Regions from separate parts of the Homo sapiens genome. Here regions 2 and 3 are each linked to region 1. A link is a loop called in an ENCODE intact Hi-C map of the cell type or tissue named here. Cell type or tissue: ascending aorta. All regions are shown on one strand.

Evidence for each region. Hi-C counts contacts between places; a loop is a spot of excess contacts. Peaks named below come from ENCODE experiments on the same cell type or tissue, not always from the same donor. Only the 100,000 strongest peaks of a DNase experiment are listed, where the experiment ranks them.
Region 2: it touches region 1 in a loop (2.4-fold over the local background); 42 of 110 quality-filtered maps call a loop at or near these places.
Region 3: it touches region 1 in a loop (9-fold over the local background); 63 of 110 quality-filtered maps call a loop at or near these places.

What each region holds. Positions count from the first base shown.
Region 1 is chr9:38,361,971-38,364,470 of GRCh38, forward strand. All of the region lies in intron 1 of LOC107987065 (a long non-coding RNA gene), which reads left to right. All of the region lies in intron 3 of LOC105376040 (a long non-coding RNA gene), which reads right to left. Among named protein-coding and RNA genes, the nearest start is that of ALDH1B1, 29 kb to the right of the region's middle. In ascending aorta, a CTCF peak has its summit at 1,265 (motif pointing left); DNase peaks (open chromatin) are centred at 1,191 and 1,591; H3K4me3 peaks cover 668 bases.
Region 2 is chr9:37,746,304-37,748,803 of GRCh38, forward strand. It overlaps FRMPD1 (FERM and PDZ domain containing 1), which reads left to right. Exons shown (of 16, transcript NM_014907.3): 16 at 1-601. The coding sequence ends at 466. Among named protein-coding and RNA genes, the nearest start is that of TRMT10B, 6.3 kb to the right of the region's middle. RefSeq lists an enhancer at 1-88. In ascending aorta, a CTCF peak has its summit at 1,039 (motif pointing right); DNase peaks (open chromatin) are centred at 284 and 1,020.
Region 3 is chr9:38,086,644-38,089,143 of GRCh38, forward strand. No RefSeq gene overlaps it. Among named protein-coding and RNA genes, the nearest start is that of SHB, 19 kb to the left of the region's middle. RefSeq lists a silencer at 1,329-1,623 and an enhancer at 1,570-1,619. In ascending aorta, a CTCF peak has its summit at 1,502 (motif pointing right); a DNase peak (open chromatin) is centred at 1,498.

The sequences.
Region 1 (2,500 bases):
TAATTTTTTGGTTTTATCTGAATCTGAAATTTCTCCACTTTAAAAAAAAAAAACAGAATCTCTTTTAGAGTAGCTCTGAGCCTTCCATGTGTTAATTAGGTGTTTGCGAAACTATGGTTTGGGTTTTCTGCTTTGTCAGAGCAGGGCTACTATTTTTCTCTTAAAAGACTCAGTACATTATTAGAAATGCCTTTCACTAACATTTAACAAATAAAACAGTTCTATAGGGACAATGAAGTTGACATTTCCATTGTTTTCTTTAGAAAACACCACAGTGTTAATCATCCCTCAAGGGATTGCATTTTTTGAACAAGTGAAGTAGCAAAGGCCCAGGCCAGGGAGTACACGTATGTGCACACGTGTTGGTGTTTAGCCACGGATGCATGTCTATGTTTTTATGCTTAAGTCTGCATGTCAGAATGTGTATTCATGACACTCTGCATGTGGCTGTTTGTCTGCCAATGATAATCGGCTACATGCATGTATGGATTAATGGTCTGTGTGCGTGTGTGTGTGTGTGTGTGTGTGTGTATGTGTATGTGTGTGTAGATGAACCTATGTAAACCTGTGTGTATCTGAACATATCTACCATGTATGTGGATATGTGCTTCGTGCACCTCTGTGTGTGTGTTTTATGGCACCGTGACTGTATTCATGAGTACATGTTTGCGTGCGTACTTGCTCGTGTTTATGTACCTCCATAGTCATGTATCACATAATGAAGTTTCCATCAATGACAGACCACATATGCGACAGTGGCCCAAATTATAATATGGTATTTTCACTGTACCTTTTTTATGTTTAGCTATGCTTAGATACACAAATACTTACCATTGTGTTACAATTGCCTACAGTGTTCAGCACAGTACCTGCTGTACAGGTCTGTAGCCTGGGAGCAATAGGCTATTCCGTACAGCCTCAGTGTGTAGTAGGCTCTGCCATCTAGGTTTGTGTAAGTTCAGTCTACGATGTTCACACAAAGAGGAAATTGCCTAATGACGCCTTTCTCAGAACGCGTCCGTATTAAGTGACGTATGACTGTATATAGATATACACATCTATCCGCATATGTGTGACTGCTATGTGTGTGATGATTTGTGAGTCTGTGTGCATCCATATGTCTGAACATAGGCACACGTGTGTAGATATGTCTTTGTCCATGTTTCTCTACTTCAGTGTTTGCATGCCACGCGGATGCTGAGTTCTGTGTTCAGAGCCTCCTATAAACACGTACACAGTACCCTCCAGTGGACATCAGTGGAAAGCACCTTCAAAAAAAAAACAAAGCCAAAAAAAGGCAGGATCTGAATCGCTTCCAAATTCAATACTGGTTTGTCATCAGACGCAGGGTGAAGTTTTCAGGACGGTCCTTGAGAAAACCGGGGAGGGTCATGCTTCTGGAGTGGACACACACTTAACAGTTTTCCCTATGGAGGTCCAGCCTACCGGCAGCTGCTTCATGATGCGGGGGTGAGAGGACAGAGGCAGGATCACTGGGTGGGTCTGTGAGCCAGGAGGGAGGAGGTGGACGACACGCATTAGACCATGGTCAGGAGCAACTGTACTCAGAGCTTCCATGTTTGCTGGGGCCCTGCATTCTCTATTGCCCCAGTCGGGCCCAGTTCCAAGAACATGGAATTCACATTCAGAGCTATGCCCTTCATGCACCACACCAAGTCCCACTGGTCTGGGAAATAGGATCCCTTCACCCGAAACGCTGTGTTGATTTCCTGTGGCTGTTGTAACATAGTGCCACAAACTCGGTGGCTTCGTGGAGGTCAGAAGTGTCAATGGGTCACCAGGGCTGGCACCCTCTGGAGGCTCCAGGGGAAGCTCCATCTCCCTGCCTCTCCAGCAAGGTGATCTGCATTCCTTGGCTGGTGGACCCACGTCACTCCAACCTCTGCTTCTGTTTGCACATCCCCTTCTCTGCCTCTGTCTCTCCTAACTCCCTCTTTCCCTTATAAGGATCCTTGTAATTCCATTTGGTCCACCTGGATAAGCCAGATAATCTCCCCATCTCAAGTCCTTAATCCCATCTGCAAAGTGTCATTTGCCACGCAAGGCAACATTCCCACGTCCTGGGGATAAGGATGTGGATGTCTGGGGCGCATTATTTGGCCCACCACAGGTGCCCATCCCAGAGTTCTGTGTCTCCCTGTACAGTTCTGTATGCGTTGGGACTAGCAGGACTTGAGACACTGGTGCCACTTATGGCAGGTTTACTCGGTGCCTGTCATTGCACCTGACTATGCACTCTGCCATTTGGTCCTCGCAGCTTTCCTATGAGGTAACTGGGGCTTGGTAAGGTGACCTAAGGTGCCAAGGCACACAGCTGGGAAGTCATGGAGACAGATTTTGAATTTAGGATTGTCAAACTTCAAAACCATGATGACGTGGTTTGGATATTTGTCCCCGCCCAGATCTCCTGTTGAAATGTAATCCCCATTGTTCGAGGTGGGGCCTGGTAGGAGGTGTCTGGGTCGTGAGAATGGATCCC
Region 2 (2,500 bases), 620 kb before region 1:
ACTCATGGAGAGCTTGCTGGAGCTACAAGACATTTTAGAAACTTCCTGGGGGGTTGGAAACAAACATCCCCCAGAGAAGTGCACCTGGCACTTTACCGAAAGCCGGAGCCGCCTCTGCATGGGCTCCCAGAAGCTCCTGTCGAGCTGTCGGCATGTGATCAGAATGGACCAGTCCCCCGAAGAGATGCAGGGGGCCGTGCGTGACACCTTCCAGCACCTGGTCCAGCTGGCCGGCCTGTGCTTTCAGTTCACAGACTGTAGCCGCTGCTCCGCCCGGCACAGGGAGGCAGCGGGGAACCTGAGGGATGTGGTGTACACCTACCATCAGTTTATAGAGGCTGCTAAATCGACCTGCGAGAGAGGCTACCACGACCTGAGTGTGAAACTCCTGGCCCGTCAGTGCACGGCCCTCACGGCCGCCGTGTTCTGTTTGACCCAGAAGTTCCGGGCATCCACGGCCCTGTAAACAGGTCAACGGCCCAAGGGCCTCCTGCCCTGTCCTGCCTTGGACACTTCCCTGAGAAGCCCCTTCCACTCTCCCACCCACCCTCTTCAAATGTTTACTATATAGAGTATTCAAATAAACTGCTGCTTAATCTTGGCCTGAGTCATAGAGTTTGGGTTAAAAGCATTCACTTATATTCGTTCAACAGACATTCACTGGATACTTCCTTTGTGCCAGGCCTTGGGATTTACAGATGAGTAAGACAAGTCTCTCCCCCTGGTCAGGATGCTTACAGACTCTCTAGGCACAGATTAGTTAGATCACTATCAGCAAAGTGTTTATCATAAAAGGAGCGTACCCAAGGAGTGTAGAAGCAAAAGGAATACTCAAGAAGGCAGGGGTGAGGGAGAAAGGTGGGGGTCACTGAAAAACAGTCTTGACTTCTCATATCACACTTATTTGGCAATAACCTTTGCAAATAGGAGTGAATACCGGTAATATTTGATAGACTTCGACCTTCACAAGTTATGGTTTGCAGCGCCTGCACCAGGAGGCCTGGGATTCTTGGCTGCCCCACTGCAGCAAGCATAGGTTGCCACTAGGTGGCAGGAAGTTCTTTCATTGCAAGGCCACACATGTGCTTTATCTGAAATTGATTGCATCCCTGAATCTTGCACCTTATTCCTGTTTTAAATATATAAAAAGCCGAACATTAAAGCCTTGAATTAGATTTGCCTTTTTAAGAAAATTAAAGCAAAAGAAATATATTGGATACCTTTCTTACCCCAGTTGAGCCAGTTAATCCCAGTTCATCCTGGTGGACCTTAGACAAGCCACCTAACCTCTCAGTGCTTTGGTTTTCTTTTCTGCAAATTGGCATACTAATAGTGCCCATTTTATGGGATAGAAATCCAGCAAGTACTCAATCTAGTAGATGATAAATGCTAGCAATAACCCTCAGCTCTTATGGACGTCTCTTCTAGTCTGAAACCATCCACTGTATTTTGTTTTTAGACCCCAGGGAAACTGATTTTAAGCCTCCCTTGGGGTGCCTCTTTGCCTGGCTTCTCTGTCCAGGCCAAAGGTGGTTTAGTCACTCACCTTAGGCTATTAGAGTTCGTTAAAGGAGTCCCTTGTCCCTCTGGTGCTCCTGACCAGTGTGAGCTCAGTGCTGCCGCTGTGGCTCTTCTCTAGGGCTCCTTCCCTCCACCCAGCAAAAGCAGGAACAGAAAGGAGAGTATGAAGTCACACACCTCAGCTCTCTCCAAACAGAAGGAAAACAATACCTGAGAGAAGACGTGAAAAGGCATCCTTCCCATCTCCTGTTACCGATAACTTGTTGTTAATAACTAGAAACCAGTTACCAGTACTTGTGCCAGGAAAAGACGTATTTTCTTAGAGGCCTGTTTCTTTTCATAGGATACTTTGAATAAAACTTAAATGAGGCTCTTGAACACAGATTGGAAGCAATTTCATGGCAATGAAAAATAGGAACTACAGGGCACCAAAATAATAAAAATTGCCTAATGTTAAACAAGACCTGAAACTTTTGTCAGCAGAAAGCTGTGAAGAGGTAAAAACACAACCTATGTGTTCACAAGTTTAGGGGAGGAGCTCGGGACTTCACTCAACAAGAATTTTTTTTTTTTTTTTTTAGATGGAGTTTCACTCTTGTTGCCCAGGCTGGAGTGCAATGGTACGATCTTGGCTCACTGCGACCTCTACCTCCCAGGTTCAAGCGATTCTCCTGCCTCAGCCTCCTGAGTAGCTGGGATCACAGGCGTCTGCTGCCATGCCCAGCTAATTTTTGTATTTTTTTAGTAGAGATGGGGTTCCACCATGTTGCCCAGGCTGGTCTCGAACCCCTGACCCCAGGTGATCTGCCCACCTTGGCCTCTCAAAGTGCTAGGATTACAGGGGTGAGCCACTGCACCTGGCCTCAATCAGGATTTGAATCCTGGCTTTGGCCTGTGTTATCAGGCATTTCTCTGGGCCTCAGTTTCCCCATCTGGCAAAAGGAAATAATACTCCTTTTCATTTAATGAGGGCCTAATA
Region 3 (2,500 bases), 280 kb before region 1:
AGCTGGAAGGATGTGAAACTGGTTGCCTTGGAAGCCATTATCCCTGACACTTAGAGGAAGCCCAGCTGTGGGAGGAGAGAATGAGGCCCCCAAACAGTGAAAAGCAGAGCAAAAGACAGAGCTGAAAAAGAGAGCACACTGATTATATTGTGCCAGCCCTGGATTTGAAGGCTTACTTTATGCAGTGTTCTCCATGTCCTTCTCAGTTATATCCATCCATACATTTCTTTTTCACTGTAGCTAATTTCAGTTAGATTTCTGTTACTTGCAGCCAAGAGGGTCTTAATGAATAGCAGAAGGGAGAGCATGTAAACATTGCAGAGTCAGAGTGTGGTGTGTGCTTTGCAAAAAGAACTAACAAAGGAATCTGAGCACCTAGAGAAGATAATAAGAAAGAGTTCAGCCAGGTGCGGTGGCTCATGCTTGTAATCCCAGCACTTTGGGAGGCCAAGGTGGGGGCAGATCACCTGGGGTCAGGAGTTCGAGACCAGTCTGGCCAGCCCATCTCTACTGAAAATACAAAAATGAGCTGGGCGTGGTGGTGTACACCTGCAATCCCAGCTGCTCGGGAGGCTGAGGCAGGAAAATCGCTTGAACCTGGGAGGTGGAGGTTGCAGTGAGCCAAAATTGCACCACTGCACTCCAGCCTGCATGACAGGAGCGAGACTCCATCTCAAAAAAAAAAAAAAAAAAAAAAGTTCATCTCCATTTTATCTTTTTCCTTGGAAATACTATTTAAACCATAATTCTACCTTAGTTATTACTTATTTTTAATTTATTTTATTTTTTGAGACAGGGTCTCACTTTATTGCCCAGGCTGCAGTGCAGTGGTATGATCTTGCCTCACTGCAGCTTTGACTTCCCCAGGCTGAAGTGATCCTCTTGCCTCAGCCCCCAAAGTAGCTGGGACCACAGGTGTATGCCACGACGCCCGGCTAATTTTTTGTATCTTTGGTGTAGACAGGGTTTCCCCATGTTGCTCAGGCTGTTAGTTATTGCTTCTCATGGGTTTTGTTTTCTTCCAGAATTCTCTTCTTCCTTTCCTTCTGTTTTCAAAAGACTTCCTGTCTCCCAAAGACCAATTTGATTATTTTCTCGCTGGGACCTCCACAGCTACATTACCCCATTTCTTAATTCTTGAAGTTCTTGGCACAGTCTAATTTGAACCACAAATTATTAAATTTTTGATGAGTGCTTCAGCTGCCCTTTATTGGCTGTAACTTCCCGCCATGGACTGCATCCTCATCCACAGATTGATCGCCTTTGACTGGTGCTCAAGAATCCTTGGGAGTTGATGGACTGATGAATCAAACGGGGAGTCTGAGGCTGCCATGGACAATTAAATGGGAGAGCAGGAGTGGAGAAGAGTTAGTGCTGCCCAAGTAACGGTCATCCAGGAATAAGGAAGCCTTTTGAGAAATAATAATCAAGCTGGCTCAAATGCACTTGGCACACATGGGGTGGACCCTGAGTCCCAGGTGGTGCACCTCTCCGAGTGGCCACAAGGGGGCGAGAGAGGGCATGGTCCAGGTGCCAAAATATTGCTGTGGCTGTGGGGTCAGCCAGCTGGCTGGTCCGCTAGTTGAGCCCTGGCTGGAAGGGGAATCTTGGCCTAGGTGATTTGCACAGGATAAAGTGGGCCTCCAACCAGAAGGCCTAGGAAGCAGCGTGCCTGGACCAAGGTTAGGAAAGCCCAAGGATGAACAGACGGATGGCAAACATTGATAAACATCTAAGAATAGGAGCTAGAATCTCCAAAATTAAACCAGCAAGTGAATGTCCAGTGACCCACATATTCTGCTAAGGATGGGGGATGACTCAGTGTCCTGGAGAAGGAAGCAGGAAGCCCAGGCATAGTACAGTGGCAAGGACTGAGTCTGGGAGGCAGGGGTCTGGAGTCTGATCTCTAACCTTGTAGTTCCTCAATCCTGTGTCTATGGCCCCTGATGAAAGCTCGTACTGTGTGTCCTTAGGTGATGACCTCTCCCTCTCTGAGCCTCAGGTGTCTCATCTTACCAAATAAGTTTGATGTCTGGAGACTGAGAGACCAGCCCCACCCTTGCACTGGGCACCATGATGACCAGGGTTCCTTTCAGTTTCAATGGTCTCTGAGTGACATGAACAAAACAGTTAGTTGGCTGCAAAGACCATGTCTTTCTCACTTCTGCCTGTGTACACCTGCTTTCTTTACAACTTTTGAGGAGGCCCTGGTCCTTTGGGACCAGGATTGTTCAGACCTTTGTAGAAGCTGAGCAGTATAATTTCTAGATGCACTGACCCATGACATAGCACACACCAAAATGCCCCCACATCCCACTGGAAATGCAATTCATTTTCTCTAAAATAGTTTTTGGGGGCATTTTAATAATTTTACTTTGAGGATTATTTTGCTAATTTTATTTTCAATGGCTGTGGTTTCTTAGAAATCATTGTGCATAGTTAGGAATTCCTTGAAGTGAAAGAATCTGCTAATTCTTTTCAAATATAAAAAAATTTACAG